Regions from separate parts of the Mus musculus genome. Here region 2 is linked to region 1. The links are chromatin loops, found by intact Hi-C in ENCODE. Cell type or tissue: left cerebral cortex. All regions are shown on one strand. Links, peaks and the distances in the headings refer to the core of each region. The heading gives the core; the rest is flanking DNA.

Region 1 (5,080 bases), core at 354-4,353:
TGAGTATAACTATTTAGAATGTAGTTAGGAATTACGCTGGTTCAAGAAAGTGATAATAGTAGGTTCGTCAAGGTCCATGACTTCATGAGCCTTGGGGATTTGGCTGGGTTTCCAATACCAGGTCTGATTTCCCTCCTGTTGAGTAGGCCTTACATTGAATTGGAGAGCTGTTGGCTACCACAAAGGTATGTGTGTCACTTTAGCATCCTTAGGATAGCATGCCATGCTGGCACTAGTCAGCATGTGTTTTAGTTTGTAGGTATAGCTGGCTATGAGTACTGGTTGCTTCCCTCACTTTGGAAGCTTACCCGGCCCCCTCTGATATCATGAAAGCTAATCTTCAAGGAAACAGCATTTAGGTCAAATCTAGCTCAGATAGGAGGCAGAGTTTTTGTTTTTTGTTTTTTGTTTTTTTGTTTTTGTTTTTTTTTTTATAATGAGCTTCCAAATTCAGCTTTTATAGAGTGGCCATAATTATACTGACCCTGTACATACAAAAGTGAGTCCTGCTGCTCTGGGCTTCCAGGAGCATCCGGTCACTAGATTGTTACTGCAATTCTGTACAAAGCTTTGTTCCTGGCATCTTTCCTTCTGGCTTAGATGGCTTCCTGACTTCAGTAGTCTGACAGCTGGTGGCCTGGCTTGGCCTCTTCCTAGTTCATCTTCCACAGTGACCTCTCTCCAGAGAGGTCATTCTGAACTGGAAACCTGTACCTGCCACTCCACTGCTTAAGCTCAGCCGCTGGTGACAGTGATGGTGATGTGCTGATTTCGAGTTCACGTTCCGAGGCCTCTTCTGCCTCTCCAGGTCCATCCCAGGTCACTCTTGACTCCCACTTTGTGACCCTGTGGAGCTATCTTTCCTATAATGTCCTGTGTTCTCTGTTTTGTCTTATATTTGAGTCTTTGTTCACAGCCTCTTCTGCTGCAGATGCTTCTACTGTGCAGTGAGTTCAGCAACGGTCTTTGACTCCTTTCCAATGTTACCTCTATCTCGTTAGGTGCCCCTTCTCTGTGCCCCCAGAACAACCAATGGCTGTCTGTCGGCATGCCTGCAAATTTGCGTTGTAATTATCTGTTTATTTTTCTGTCTCCTTCACTAAATGCTTGCATTTTTGCCAGATCAATGTCTATATATCTTTCCATTCCCATTAGTGTCCCAGTCCCTAGCATGCTGCTTACCACCTCATGGGCACTCATTTGCTGGAGGAAGTAATAGACAAAGGAAACATGATCGTAAGAGGGGGATCAATAGCTCCATCAGCTTAATTCACAAATGAAGCAGCCCAGACCCCAAGAGAGGCAATAGTCCTAGAAACCCTGTTTGCCAGAAGGAGAGACAGAACTTTAGCAGGGTAAGGGAGCTGCACTTATCCTTTCCTGGAGTGGAGAGTCTCCGCTTGCTTGCACACCTGCTGAGAAGGTATTCAGGGTGTCTGTTTAGACAGCCCCCCCTGTGGTTGCTCAGCCCTCCTGGTGTCCTGAGAGACTGTTCATTCCTTCTTGGGTGATTCTGAAACCAGTTTTCTGTGATTTACTTTTGTCTTCTGTTGTTAGGCATTTCCTCTTGTCAGAGAAGAAACCTTAGACTTCCTACTCCCTGGATAAATCACCCTCAAATTGCCCCTGCCTCCTTCAATCACTAGTAAAAATGCAAAACTAACCAGATTCTTGGCTAGAATATAGTATTTTCCGTGCACTATCTAATCCAAACCTCCCAAGGCACAAGTTAAGAAACACACCCACGATTACACATGGAGGAATCCACAGATCAGCCTTAGATACCAAGGAGTCCAACTCCAAGATCATGGCCTTAACCACCTCACAGTCTCCCTGCCTGTCTGAATCCTTCTGTTATTCTGCAGGGAAAAGCCAAGCTCATTAGAGGCTCATGATCTCCCCCACCCCCACCCCACCCCCAATCTCTTCCTCCTGTAATACCAGCTTCGTGGAGACCTAGCAGATAGCATCCTCTGAGGATTATTTTTAAAAATGAATTCCTTTCTCAGCTCTCCTCCCTCCCAAGCCCCATATGATGAACAAAAGTTGCCAGGTTGCTGGCTCCACACATGGTATGTTATTCACGGGCTGCTCTGCTGCGATGAGCCAACTCATTAGTTTCAAAGCTGCAGATTAATCTTACATTTCTGTTTCCTGGAGGTGAAAGGTCATTTTTTATCTCCTTAGCTTTATCCACCACCCAGGAGGAAATTGGATCTTTAAGCATGAGGGACCTTTCTCCCCACGAAGCAGCTGTTCGAGCTTCTCTTCTATGTTTTGAGTGAAAAACGGATACAGAGAACTGGAATTGTGTGTGTGTGTGTGTTTAAACCAAACCAAACCAAACCCAAAAAAAAAAAAAAAAAAAAAAAAAAAAAAAAAAAAACAGAAGAGCATCTTTTAAAAGTAAGAGAAATCTTGTAAATTGTGGGGCAGGGGGAAAAAAAAAAAAAAAACAACGAGGAAGAGGCTAGTGCAAGTAGTGTTGAGAACGTTAGATACAAAACAAATGCTCCCCAGCAAGATGAAGTTGGTAAGATTTAGAAGGCGAAGGCCTCCCTCCCCTCCCCCAGCTCAGAGCTTTGCACTCGCCCTCTGATGCCGCCTAGTGGTGAAATCTAATATGGCACCAGCCCGAGAGAAGAGATGATTATTCAAGCACCACCTCCCAAAACACGGGTAGATTTGGGCCTGAGAGACAGCAGCTGGATGGTTAGCTTTAGAAATCATACTCGTACGATTGCTAACAAAAGGTAGACGCTTGTAAGGGGGCTCTGCTGCTGTGGAAGTGGTTCATGTCCATGAAACACTTCAAGCTTGGTCTCAGTTGCTTTCCAGACCGTTGAGGAGCCGGCCCTAGAGAACAGCACACGATTCCCAGGTTGTGCTGCCCCAGTTAGATCGCCATTTCTCCTGCGTAGCCATGGCTGAATCAGAGTTGCATTGAGGAGGGAAGAAAGCTGTATTGAACTCTGCTTGCTTGGGCTCACTGCAGCTATTGTCTGGCACTTAAGGCTGTAATCAGAGTGAACACACTGACCACTGTTTATTTTCCCCACCGGGCTTTCTCCCAACATTTTCTCCCATCTCCACAGGGAGATTTGGCATTTAAAGAGAGCGTGGGGGAGGGGAGAGTGTGGCAGAAAGGTTGGGTTCTTCCAGAGAATAAAGAAAGCAAAGGCTCTTTATAACTGGAGATGTTTCTATGTGGCGAATGCCCTAGAGGAAATACAACATGCACTGAAGCATTGACATGATACTGTCCCATGAGGCATCAAGTAACCTTCTTGCAACACAGCATCCACCAAAAATGCCCCATAATGAGGCTGAGATGTCTCAGTGGGTAAACCGCTTCCGGCACAAGCGTGAGGACTTGAGTTGAGATCCCCAACACCCATGTAGAAAGCCAGATGTGACAGCGCATGCTTATAATCCCAGCACCAGGGAGACTGAGATAAGAGGGTCCCGGGGCTTGCTGGCCCGCCAGGCTAACTGGATTGATGAGCTCCAGCTTCAGTGAGAGACCCTGCCTCAAAAACTAAGATAATGATGGAGGAGGATACCAGAAGTCAACCCCCAGTCTCCAGAAGTGCACCCCACCCACCCCACCCCACTCACAAATAAAATAATAATAATGCCCACCGTTATCTTAGAACTGAGTAAAGACACCAACTACTAAATCAAGCAAGGACAGAGAACGGGGATAGGAAAGTGGGATTTGGAGGAAGAAAGCAAGCACAGCACCTGCAGCTTTGGATCACTTAGTTCAGCACTATATTCAGAAGGGGCTTAATGACCACATGAAGCACGGGCACAGAGACATGTTTATCACCTGTCATGCCCCCAATTCAGGTCTGTTCTCCTTAAAGGACAATCATGGAGGGATATCAGTGTACTGGAGACTAGAGAGTCCTGTGTCCATGCAAATCTTGGGGCTGGCAAAGAAAGAATTGGGCTAATTGAGAGCCAACCATGGACTCAGCAGCTAGCCGATACTTTTCTCCTCTGGGTTGAGCTGTACTTCGAGGAAAGATGTTGCATTGCCAAGTGGAGGCCATTAGCGAGCCAAATCTACCTTGCAAGGGAGAGCAGTCAAGGCACAGACTTCCTGATTTTGATTACTGGAGTCAATACATGGTCTTGTGGTGATTAGCTCCTAGCTCTTATTTATACCCTCTCTAGCTACATGGAGATGAGAAACATCTGAGTCCTGGCTTAGTATAGGCTTACTATGGATTTAATATTCTACAATCCATTCTGGGGATGGTGAAGGAGAATAAGTCATTTTGTCTGCTCAGCATCCTTTATATTTCTTTCACTGCCAACACCATGATTTCTTCTTCACATTCAGCCCTATGGTTTTCTACAGGCTCCTTTCCTTTATTTACTATCCGGGTACTAGCATCTGGTTCATATCTGCCCAACTGAAACTGAACTATCCACAGGAAAGTCTCTTTTGACCATAGTTGTTAGCAGATGGAATGTGTGTTTATCAACTGTGATCTAATAATGACACTTAACATATCTTCTCATAATTCAGTGTCATAGGACAGTATTTGTTATCACATTCACATGTCTCCAGGTATCCAGAGCACCACTACTTCTGGATGTACACTTGTGGTTATGAGTGGTAGCTCTCTTCTCACAGTCTTTGCTTTCTACTGAACTAGCCAGCTAGGTGTGGTGTTTGCTCATGACAATTGCTAACATTCAAGCAAGCAACAGAAACAAAAGAAACCAGGAGATTTCTCTTGAGACTTAGGCTAAGACCTAGCGCCGTGTGATTTAGAACAATATTCCTTCAGTTTAACTAGATGATCGGGCTCCTTACAACATGGGTAAGATGCCACATGTACTCTCTGGTGAAAAGAAACTGCAAAGTCATAGGTAGCAAGCAAGCATTCAGGAAGGGTGACAGCTGAATTCAGTCATGCAGTCAACCAGCGCTAAGCTAGTTAGCTCTTTTACCACCTGATTAGGAAAGTACTCCAATAAAACCAACAGGAAAAACAAACAAAAAACAAACAACAACAAACTAACAAACAAACAGTAGCGGTAAGCAATATAGACAGAGGCCGGC
Region 2 (5,080 bases), core at 652-4,651, 120 kb before region 1:
AGATAGAAGATAAAATTGGTTTTGACAGAAAGGATGAATTTGTCCCAGCAGAAGTGACTTTTCATAAAGCCCCCCATCAAACAATCCTCGGCGGTATTTCAAGGTACTAAAGCCACAAGGGTAATGTATTAGAAGGTGCTTCCCTAACTCGAGTCGGGTATGAAAAATGGCCAAATTCTAGAAACCATGCTTACTCAGTACTGTAGTCATATAAAAGAAGAAAGAAGATTAGCTCAAATGAATCTTGATAAAAATCTGTAAGAAAATACAATTTTAATTTTCTATGTTTCTTATTTTAATTTGAAGTGCACTAAACAAATATTAACTTTTCCATTTCTCTTATTTCTCTATGCAAGCATAGCCAACAATAAGATAATTTTTTAATGGCTTGTGTAATATTTTAAAGGTCACATTACAGCTGAAAATTTTCTCACTGCTTATTAAGATTGCTTTGCAAACTTCTGGTTTTTGTGGTTATGTTCATAGTCTCACCCTGCTGTGCAAAACAAGGGCTACTTGATTTAGATAATTATACAATATTTGCATAATCTATTGATAAGTAACTATGCACTGATTGGCAGTCTATATTCAAATATTTTCTCTTGAGAGGGTGCAATTACAAAGGTATTGGCTCAGTGGTTAAGGGCACTTATTATTCCAGCAGAGCTCCTGGGTTCTGTTCACAGCACCCACATGGTGGCTCACAATCACCTGTAACTCCAGTTTCAGGGATCTGACATTCTCTTCTGATCTCTGTGGGCACCAGGCACTCATGTGGAGCACATTCACATATGTATGCAAGACACTCATGAACATAAAACAAATAAATATTTGGCTGAATATATCCCAGAGACCCAGGATAGAACCAAACATGAGTGGGGAAAAAAGTCAATAAAATGATTCCTAATGGGGGCCAGGTGTGGTGGCGCACCCCTTTAATCCCAGCACTTGGGAGGCAGAAAGTAGGCAGATTTCTGAGTTCGAGGCCAGCCTGGTCTACAAAGTGAGTTCCAGGACAACCAAGGCTATACAGAGAAACCCTGTCTTGAAAAACCAAAAAAAAAAAAAAAAAAAAAAAAAAAAAGCATGATTCCTAATGACACTCTGTACTACTCATAGATCGGTGCCTAGCCCAGCTGTCAGCAGAGAGGTAGCATCCTATCTGCATCGTTATGGTTGTGCTGCTGGGTGTTCTCGTGGGATTCCTAACAGTGGCAGTGGAGGGCATCTCTGACTCTTTTTGCCTGCTCTTGGGGCCCTTCCCTCCTACTGAGTTGCCTCATCCAGCCTTGATGTGAGTGAGGGTTTGTGCCTAGTCTTATTCTAACTTGTTAAGCCATGTTTGGCTCATATTCCTGGGAGGCCTGTTTTTGTTTGTTTGTTTGTTTTGTTGAGTGGATTTGGGAGAAGGTTGGAGAAGGAATAGGGGGTGGGAGGAGTAAGGGAAGGAGGAGGTGGAGGGGAAGGGGAGGGGTGGCTGTAGCTGGAAGGAGTGGAGGGAGGAAAGTGTGGTCAGAACACAGCATGTAAAAGAAAAGCAAAAAGAAAAAATGTATAGCTAGACTGGGGAGATAGCTTAGGGGCAAAGCACTTACCAGGGTAAGATTCAGAGGCCACATAAATCCAGATACAGTAGCAATTCTAATGTTCCTGTGGCAGGATAGGAGACAGAGACAGGACAAACTCCAGAAGCTTATGAGCCTGCTAGCCTGGTATATACAATACTGAACATCAAGAAACCTTGTAAGAATGCCTTCTGATTGTGTGTGTGCACATGCGTGTGCGTGTATGGTCAGGTGGATGCCCACCTCGGGGCAGTTGGTCTTCTGTTATCTAAGAAAGCAAACATATCAATCACTAGACAAGAACATACCCTCATAGCCATGCCTACAGGCAAAGCTGACGAAGGCAATTCCACAGTTGAGGCTACTCTTCCTAGGGAGCCCTAGTTCATCTCAAACTTACAAAGGCCAACTAGCACACATATGAATGAACCCTGAAAAGTATGCTAAACTCTGAAAGAAGCTAGTCGAAGCTGACCGTTGATGACTTACTGTGTATAAAATCTGTACAACAGTCAAGACTGCGAAGGCAGCAGATAGACCAGGAGCTCGGGAAGATGGGCTGGAAAGCAACAGAGGTGATGATGTGGATGAAGAATCTCATTTCACTTTTCTACAGACCAAAAAAATAGATAAATAAAAAATAAAGGGCCCCCCCCCAAGAGTCACAATGGTTGAATGATCCTGCTAAAAATCATAGAACTGTCCATTTCCCAGCAATGACTTTTAAAGTATGTGAATTCTGTCTCAAAGGTGTTGAAAAAAACTACATGGGTGGGTGTTGAGGACAACCCCCATAATCTTCCCACTTTGAGGGTAGTTATGATGACTCAAGACGAAGTTTCGGGCTCTTTTTTGGCCCAGTTCTACCTCTCATCTGTCTGCTGCTACAGACATGGCTTTTGCTTTGTTTTGGAGGAATGAGTGTGGTGAAGGGCAGCAAGGCAGGGAAGTCCCTCCAGGAAGTTCGTGTACAACAGAGCCACCAGCTCACACACCAGGTTCCCTTCATGTTTTTGAAATTCTCTGTGGAGTAGTCCCTGTTTTGAGAGCCCTCTCTCGGTAGATGGGAATACTCACAAGGCGGACTATTTTGTGTCTTGGTCTTTAAAAAATAATTTAGTCAAAGGAAGATGGCAGAGAAGGAACTGGCTGTGGGTGTGGGACAGCGGCATCTCTGAATTGTTCCCCTTCTCCACAACTAATTAGAGTCTCCATTTAACTAGCTTGCCTCCATCTGCCGTTCCTTCTTAAATTCACATACTAACAGAACACAAGATTGCATCAGAATCCAAACTTACCGGATGGGTTCATACGGCAAAGCATTCAGGGAAGTTTGACGGTGAGAGGGGCTTTGTCCAATTAAAAATTCAATTAGCTGAGATGCTATGGGTAATTTACATCTTACTTATTATATCCCTCCTGCCTGAGTTAACCCAGGAGTCAAATGCTTTAGCAAGTGCTAAAAATAACATTTTCATGTACCCTGGAGAGTCTGAGGACATCACAATTCACTAGGGAAAGCCAGGCAGAAAGCTACATGTAGAACCCATATAGCTCTGGAGTGTGAAGCGAAGTTCTCAGGGGGAAAAATGCACACCTGTATTAGGTGTTTCAAATGAATGACTGACCTGCATGACTATAGAGAGTTCAAATGTTAGAGACCAGAAACAAAATTGCCTTGAACTCTCTTTAGCCCTGTTGAAAGCCACTCATTGCTCACCTTAACATCCTTGTGACTATTAAACCCTTTAAAATGCATTTTTAAAGTGTGTGTGTATGTATATATATATATGTATATATGTATGTGTAATACACACACACACACACACACACACACACACACACACACATATGTGTGTGTGTGTGTGTTTTGCCTGCATGTATGTGCACCACATTGGTGCCTAGTGCCCATGGAGACCAAAAAGAATGCATTGGATTCCCTGGAACTAAAGCTACAGAAGGTTATGAGCTGCCATTTGGGTGCTAGGAACTGAACCCAGGTCCTCTGGAAGAGCAGCAAGTGCTCTTAATCACTGAGCCATCTTTCTAGCCCTAAACTGGATTAATTCCAAACCTAAGAATGTCAACTATATAGTGGCATATAGTCTCCACGAATGTAACTGGTGAATGCCTTGATTTCTGAATTTCTGTGTTCTATAATTAATAAAGTCTCATATAAACACTTCCATAGTGAACATGGTATTTGGGGTCATCTGAATCTCTGTTTCAGGGGCGTGGCCACTCATACTTGGCTCCAGAATAAACTCTCTCTTAGTCCCTTTAAGGTGAGAGCTGTGCTTGCATTGAGAAGGGGGAAAGAAAGCTTTCAAATACCGAGTTTAACATGAATACATCTGTTCCCTGTGCACTTTCTAAACTTTAAATGTTGCAAGTTCTTCCCAAACTTCTAGTTAAAAGAAAAACATAAGGTTAATAGCTCCGACACTCACCACCTCCCTCAGGCAAAAGACCCAGGCAGACTAGTACACACATAAACAGATGATGCACTGAGCACCTTGCTCTAATTTCAGTTGTATATAGATTTCTCCTCAAGTATCTACAAATGCGTTGCTTTGTTCTGTGGCCACTTCAGACCTGCAGCCATCCCTTCATGGTTACAGTTGGTTTGTGTTTTAGACTTACAAAGATCTAAACGACAGCTGACAATGTGTAAACAGCACAAGATCTGGAGGAGTTCATTCATTTGAACACCAGAGACACTGTCCATAAACTAGGAAATAAAAGGCCATAAAATTTTTATCATGCTAAAGTTTCATGGCTCTTGTGAGTTAAATGAAAATATTAGTGAAGGCTTTATAATGAGGCCTACTTGTGCTCGGGGTAGGGTGGGGTGGAGTGGGGGTGTAATTCTTCCTCCCACTTGGTGTTCCAAATGACTTCCTAATTCCTCTGCTTCTGGGCTAACCACCCCCACCCCACTCTCTTCCTAAGAACCAAATGCATCTCAGCCTGTTCCCAGGGCTGTGGCAGAAGGGAGCCCTCCTGTGAGGCTGGGACCACCCACAAACAGTTGGCTCCCTATGGACAGGAAAACCCAGAGCACACAGGGAACATGCTGCCTGTTTCTGAAAATGGGCAGGTCACTTGAGTTGAGGCAGTCAGCTCTCCCAGTCGTAGTGCACAGCCCTCTCTTACAATGGCCACTTTACATGGCCAGAGTTCATGCTACCTAGAATAGCTGTTCCCATGCTTGGCTTACCAGAGCACAACTGCTTATATAGATTAATAAACTAAACAGACACCCTGGATATACCTCCACAGAAGTCTGGACACAGCAGGGCCTGCCTAGCCAGGTCACTGCAAATTTGCATTCAGAGAAGTTTCCCAGATAATGTGGATGACAGCCAGGACCGAGGACCACTAGTAAAGGAAGGAACTCCTGGAAGGGAGATGAAGTGGACATGTGAGGAGCGACATGTTGTTCAACACCAGCAGTATAGGATTCTTTCTGCGTACCTTTGGAAAGAGAATATGCATCCTAGGGAACATGAAGT

What was found. Hi-C counts contacts between places; a loop is a spot of excess contacts. Peaks named below come from ENCODE experiments on the same cell type or tissue, not always from the same donor. Only the 100,000 strongest peaks of a DNase experiment are listed, where the experiment ranks them.
Region 2: it touches region 1 in a loop (2.6-fold over the local background); 1 of 42 quality-filtered maps calls a loop at or near these places.

Annotation. Positions count from the first base shown.
Region 1 is chr6:92,725,712-92,730,791 of GRCm38, forward strand. No RefSeq gene overlaps it. Among named protein-coding and RNA genes, the nearest start is that of Prickle2, 22 kb to the left of the region's middle. In left cerebral cortex, for the core only: a CTCF peak has its summit at 2,617 (motif pointing left); DNase peaks (open chromatin) are centred at 1,749, 2,057, 2,613 and 2,910; H3K27ac peaks cover 1,871 bases.
Region 2 is chr6:92,600,825-92,605,904 of GRCm38, forward strand. The region is part of intron 2 of Prickle2 (prickle planar cell polarity protein 2); the gene reads right to left. Among named protein-coding and RNA genes, the nearest start is that of Prickle2, 100 kb to the right of the region's middle. In left cerebral cortex, for the core only: a CTCF peak has its summit at 2,628; DNase peaks (open chromatin) are centred at 2,696 and 4,614; H3K27ac peaks cover 1,003 bases.